Linked DNA regions of Mus musculus: region 1 is linked to region 2. A link is a contact called in ENCODE Hi-C or POLR2A ChIA-PET data. All regions are on one chromosome and are shown on one strand. Each heading gives the region's core, a stretch centred on a gene start or an enhancer-like site at or near the end of the contact. The rest is flanking DNA. Distances are from core to core; before and after follow the strand shown. Region 1 holds the start of Omd (osteomodulin). Region 2 holds the start of Aspn (asporin).

Region 1 (2,886 bases), core at 133-2,632, 38 kb before region 2:
TTAGCTGTTATCTTTTGTACTTATTTCTATATAACAATATGTGATATTTCTTACTTATATTGTCTATTAGAAATATGAGAGATGAAGAAAAAATAAAGCAAAGCAACAATGTAAAATTTAAGAAATTATCCATTAATATGAATTTTGCAAATAACACAATAAGAGTTTCTTTATCATAACATTTCTCTTACTTGAAGAAAAACACTCATGTTTTTAAATGAATGTAGGTCCTAATCCAAATTAATAAAAGTGTTATAATTTACTTAGTTCTGGAAACTTAAAGGTAAAAGCATTGTAGCATGTCACTGTTTTAAAGCTCTTAACCGTTTTACTGATAGGCCATAGAAGCCAGGATATAAAGATCATCTGTACCTGTTAATTCTTGTCTAAGACAACTTTAAATTTAGTCTTTTGCTCTTTAAAAAAAGTGTGTCTCAGTTAAAATAATACATACATGCATACATACATACGTACATACATACATACATACATACATACATACATACATACACAATACATTTAAATCGTAATTAACTTAAACTTAAGAATCCTTTAATAACCAGACAAAATGTTCCTGTCTTGGGAATGATACAAATGAAAACAAACATTCTAAATCAGAAATTTGCCCAGTAGAAAAAATTACAACAAAGCATTTTTTTTTAGCAAAATTGTTTAGCAAATTTTTTGTCATTTAAAATTAAGAGCAGAAAAACAAACCCAAGAAACTAAAGAGAAATTGATTCCTTTAACCGAAGATTCTTTCCCTTTGTCCAGTTTTATTTTAAAAATAATCTAAACAAATATTGCTTATTGAGTCATTTTAAATCAGAAATTTAAACTCACCTTGCTGGTCTTTTTGCTTAAACATTTTGCTTAATCGAAATTTTAATTTAATTTTTAGTCAGATTTTGCTTCCCCGATTGCGCTTTTATGATAAGTGCAGTCTAATTTAATATTTAGCAACCCTAAGACACTTTTGTAACAGTAAGAATACATACTTTAAGAGTTGAAAATTACTTTATCATCATACCTGTTGAGATTGCTCTAGTTTCAGGGACTGATGAATTGGCAATCCTTTAACTGAATCAGAAATGCCTAAATTCTTTAGCGAAGTTTCTTAAAAATCCACAGTAACTCAGTGTGCAGACAGGGCTGTCCTTTGAATTACTGGAGCAATTTAAGTAAATACAATCTGCTTGGAAAACACTTGGGTTGAATTAAAATTTTGTACTTCTTTTCATTATACAGAATTTTGTGGATTCAAAGTAAGATGTTTGTGCTCTTGGTCAGATTTATGTGGCTAACTTCTTTCTTTTCTCCTTAATTTTGGTTTGAGGTGTGGCAAGAATTTTCTCTTAATATGAAAGGCAAACAAGACTAAATGAAACAACATGTACTGATTACTGTTTTTATTTTCATTTTTATGCCAAAGAATTCTTCAGATTAAAGTCCACTGTGACCTGGAGCCCAGTGTCTCAGCAATTTAAGGTGGAATTCAAAATTGTATCCGGTTCCTGGGTTGACAGAGGCTTGCATTCACATCAGTGCTTTCCTTTGACTCTTGACTAAGAATCAGAAGTGGAAACATACAGCATTTCACATCTAGTTTACTTTGAGAATGCAGTAGAGTGCATTGGTTTCACAGATTAAAGGCACAGCTTTCCCACTTATAAAGACTACTAATAACTTTTAAAGAGAAATGAATTCCCTCAGCTATGTATGCTAGTGCCTTGCCTTTCGGCTCAGTACACAAAATAATTTTATAGTCCACTTTGTCTTTAAGTGGGATCGAATAAAAGCCTCTGCTGCTCAGTCACTTCTTCTACCTTTTATTGTATGGATTTAGAAACTTTCTTCATTTGCTGAAGGAGCCCTCCTTAAGAGTTGCAGCTAGCAAGCCTGCTTACTGCAAGGCTACATTTTTGTGCTAATGTTTTCATAGTTAAACAGAGTTAGCTGTGTCTCTTGGCATCAGCTGTTGAGTTTTTTGGAAAGACATTCTTTCAAGCTTGAGAAGTTTTGGTTCTTCAAAACAGTGTTTTCTATTAGACTTTATAAGTAACCTAGAGGATTTATTTTAATGTTTCAGATTTAAGAAAAGTATATAGTATTTCAACGGTGCTTTGGCAACATTGTAAACATCTAGTCTATTACTCGAGACATTGGTATGTGAAATGTGGCAGACCGCACTTGGGCCAAGATTCCATTTAGTTACCGATCTTTTCCATATGTTTCCTATTACTGTCTTTGTTCTTAAACCTCAGGCTTTCACACTCGGGAGAAGAACAAATCTGTATGTTTTTCTCAAGCATTGTTTTAGTCCCCTTATAGTTCTTTTAAAAGATTAAGTTAAAATCAGCCACTTAATTTTTAAATATAATTCTTTATTAATTGTATGTTGTGGTCTTAAAATAGTGATTCTGTTGTTCTTGTTTCTAGATTAGGTAGGAAAATATATCACTAATACTAGAGCACATTTTTTGAAAGTCTAGAACCAGAAGTGGTGATGCACACCTTTAATCCCAGCACTTGGATAGTAGAGGCAAGCAGATCTTTGAGTTCCAGAACAGCCTGGTCATCAGGATGACCAGACCTACACAAAGAACCCCTGTTCCCCAAACAAAAGTGTTTCTAGAAAATTTAAAGGAGGCTAGCAGTGTATATGATGTTGCATTTGGCAGTGACTGAAAATGAAAGAGGATAGGCGAGTTTCTGATTACTGATTTCTTAGGCAACTTCATTGTACCAAATGGAGAGAAGTCAGATGAATTGGTTTTAAAAAGTTTAAATTATATGGTAGAGTTATGATTTTATTGAAACAGACACGGCATCTCAAAGCTTAACAACATACTAGTGCTGGCTAGGGAAAGCCTCCTGGTTCAGCCT
Region 2 (3,038 bases), core at 486-2,985:
AACACCTTTAATTAATTTTAGCTTGGAAATATACACTCTAATTAAGGACTTGGCTATTTTTCTTTCTTTAGGTACCAGTTTTTCTCTTCATCAGCTATATTCAGCACCCTAACTGCTGTTTTAAAAGCAAAACATTCTTGCCTCTCCACTTTTCTGAGATTTCCTGCAGTGCTTGTAAAGTGAGTCTGTTTTGTGTCAAGCCTCGGGTCAGGTATCAGGATATCCATTTTTAATGTAGTGGTTAGATGTAACAGAAGAGTGCATCGCTTCCATTCTTTCCACTACTACACTACAGTGCTTCATGCCAAAACCAAACGAGGAACAGCAGCTTGGATACTTCCACATGAGCTGGGGCTTGAGCTCCAGCTGCTCCCTCAGTCAGTCAGTCAGTCAGTCTGTCTGTCTGTCTGTCTGTCTCTCTCTCTCTCTCTCTCTCTCTGTGTGTGTGTGTCTGTGTGTGTCTCCCTCTCCCTCCCTCCCTCCCTCCCTCCCCCTCTCTCTCTTCCTCCCTGTTTTCTTTTCTCTCTCTCTCTCTCTCTCTCTCTCTCTTTCTCAACATAATGATTCTTGATTGGATTACAAGAAAAATTAAAAAGCATGCTACTTTTAGAGCAATTGATAAGATACACAGAAACCCCTCAGGTTCTTTGTGACTTTGTGACTCAGTCCTTATAACATGTGGCCACTGTTTTACTGGCTGCCACTCCTCTGAACACATGAGCATGAAAGAATACTATGTTCCATTTAGATAACTGGAAGAAAAGTGGTGAAAGCATTATTAATTTTTAAAATCTAAGATATATAATAATATACTTTGTAAAAAATAAAACGTACTTTGTGAAAGAACAAAGGAAATCTTTGTGTGTTAGTCTAAGTATGAGGTTTATGAAAAGAAGTTTCTATTTTTCATATGAAATATAAACCTGGTTAAACTATTGCTGATAGGTATTCTTTCTTGAAATTATGTTGATTTCTGTTATAATTGCCCAGTACTTTTTCATTGTACAATAAGACAATTGTCAAGAAAAAAGTACAGGTTTTCAGTGGTAGAGATAAAAGTGGTATCATAGATTTACATAGTTAAAAAACTTTCATTTAATATATCTAATATGTTCAAACTTCATTAACATTATTAAAGTAATATTGTTTTCCTAAAAGGTTGTATAAGTTGTCTACTTTTTAAAATCAGTCATGTTAATATGATAAAGCATTAGTGAAAGTTTTTTACTTTGTTTTCAAAATGCATAATATTTTAAATAACTTTATTATAAGACATAAAACTAAAGTAATTTTAGTTACAAAATTCACAGAGTTTTTTATATAATGCTAAGGAACTACATACTTCTGGTTTAAATTTTACCGTATAACTCACACATGTTTATTAGTAGTATTAGTGCTTTCTTAGTTTAACAATAAAATAATTGTATACTGGTATGTGTAATACAGACATGAAAACCTACCTTGTCAGAGGAGAGAAGTTTTCTTCAAAGTAGAATTTATCCACCCTGTACTACTTAACTGCAATGTAAGTATCCTCAAGACTCTTCAAGAAGAAAAAATAAAGAAGTGTTACATTTAAAGAAAAGAAAAAAAGAGAACAAAAATCCAGCCCTCCTACCAGCCTCTGTGTGGCTGCTCCTGGGTGATACTGGAATAAACTGCTTCCACAGATTAGTCCATGTTAGTACTGAAGAGCGAGATTAAAACTTGTTACTGCTCATATGTTTTCCATCACTGTTTGTACCATAGCCAAAACTTCTAGCTAAACTCTAGACGTCTACTGGAAGATTTGGAAGTTAAAAAAAAAAAAGCTTAATAATTCATGGCAACTGGCCATTGAAACTGTAGTCACTGTAGAAATACGTGATTTGAGAATACTTTATGAAACTCTAACATAAATGAATACCTATAAATTAATTTCAGAAATCACTCACTGTTTATAGGCTAATAAAACAATTACCAATCTTAGTAAAAAACACCCATATTATATGTTTACCCAAAGTCTACATGTACCTAAGTAGCCATGACTTTGTTTTCTTATAGTGATTGAAGCTATTATGTTAAGCAGATGTCTCAAGCCTTTGGGGGGGGGGTAAGCTTTTAACCCCACAATAGACTTCTTTGGGAACTGCAAGCCAGGCCCTTTAAACTCTTCCTGGGCCTGCGTCTGTTGTGGTACAGATAACTAAGCAGAGTCAGGTAACTCCACCTTTCCTCTGCAAGAGTCTCAGCTCCCTTCTCACTAGTGTTCAAGAGATGCCATTCTTCAAGAAGAAAATCATTTCCCCCTTTCCACTCCAAGAGATTACCCAGCCCCACATCCTTGAAGCACAGAATCCTGTAAGAACGGGCGGTTTATTGACCCTAAGGGGAAATACTCAGTTGGTACAGAAGGTATCTAGTGAGTTAGCAGAAATCTAGTTTCTCCAGTCAAAAAGTATCATCTATGGTTCCCACCGCAAAGAAATGGCACAAATCAAGCCAGTTACAACCATAAAAAATTTGTGTCTCACACATGTCAGGGAAGCTTAATTAGGGATTCATCCTCTCCTTCCTTAGGTAAAGAACTCATCTTTTAACCTCAAGTCTGATGTCACAGGCAGCTTAGCACTCCTAGATATCCCGTTATTTGCATCTCAAGTGAGCTGCAGCCCTCTCAGCAACATCTTATTTGGAGTTAGATGTTCATGCTCTGTTATGCACTTATGTTTTAGTTGTAAATGTGTCTGCTAACTTGATGCATTGGAAACAGGATGAGATTATGAACTGTAGTTTATTAATCCTTGTGCCCAGAGCAGCCAACCTCTGCCTGAATTCTATCAGTGCATAGACATAAAAAGGAAGGTCATGAGTGAAATTCAGTTTGTCCTACACAATGACAGGTTTTATATTTTAATATTTTATTAAAACATATTCAAAGAGGTAAACATACCATAATGGTACAGCTCAATGAGTCCTAATTCTTGATCAAGAATCTGAATCCCTCTCCTCTTCCCCGACAAAGATAATTCAGCATCAGAGCTTACTTTTGAGCTTTG

What was found. Hi-C counts contacts between places; a loop is a spot of excess contacts on that map. ChIA-PET counts read pairs that join two places held with the same protein, here RNA polymerase II (POLR2A).
Region 1: a map of heart shows a loop between it and region 2 (2.3-fold over the local background). The contact joins the promoter of Omd here to the promoter of Aspn in region 2. A Hi-C loop is called at or near these places in 2 of 37 maps with a recorded cell type or tissue (both heart). POLR2A ChIA-PET finds 5 or more read pairs at or near these places in 1 of 5 experiments (Patski).

Annotation. Positions count from the first base shown.
Region 1 is chr13:49,580,958-49,583,843 of GRCm38, reverse strand. It overlaps Omd (osteomodulin), which reads right to left and starts at 1,382. Exons shown (of 3, transcript NM_001360708.1): 1 at 1,031-1,382. The region is part of intron 5 of Cenpp (centromere protein P); the gene reads left to right.
Region 2 is chr13:49,543,140-49,546,177 of GRCm38, reverse strand. Aspn (asporin) reads right to left here and starts at 1,735. Exons shown (of 8, transcript NM_025711.3): 1 at 1,461-1,735. The region is part of intron 5 of Cenpp (centromere protein P); the gene reads left to right.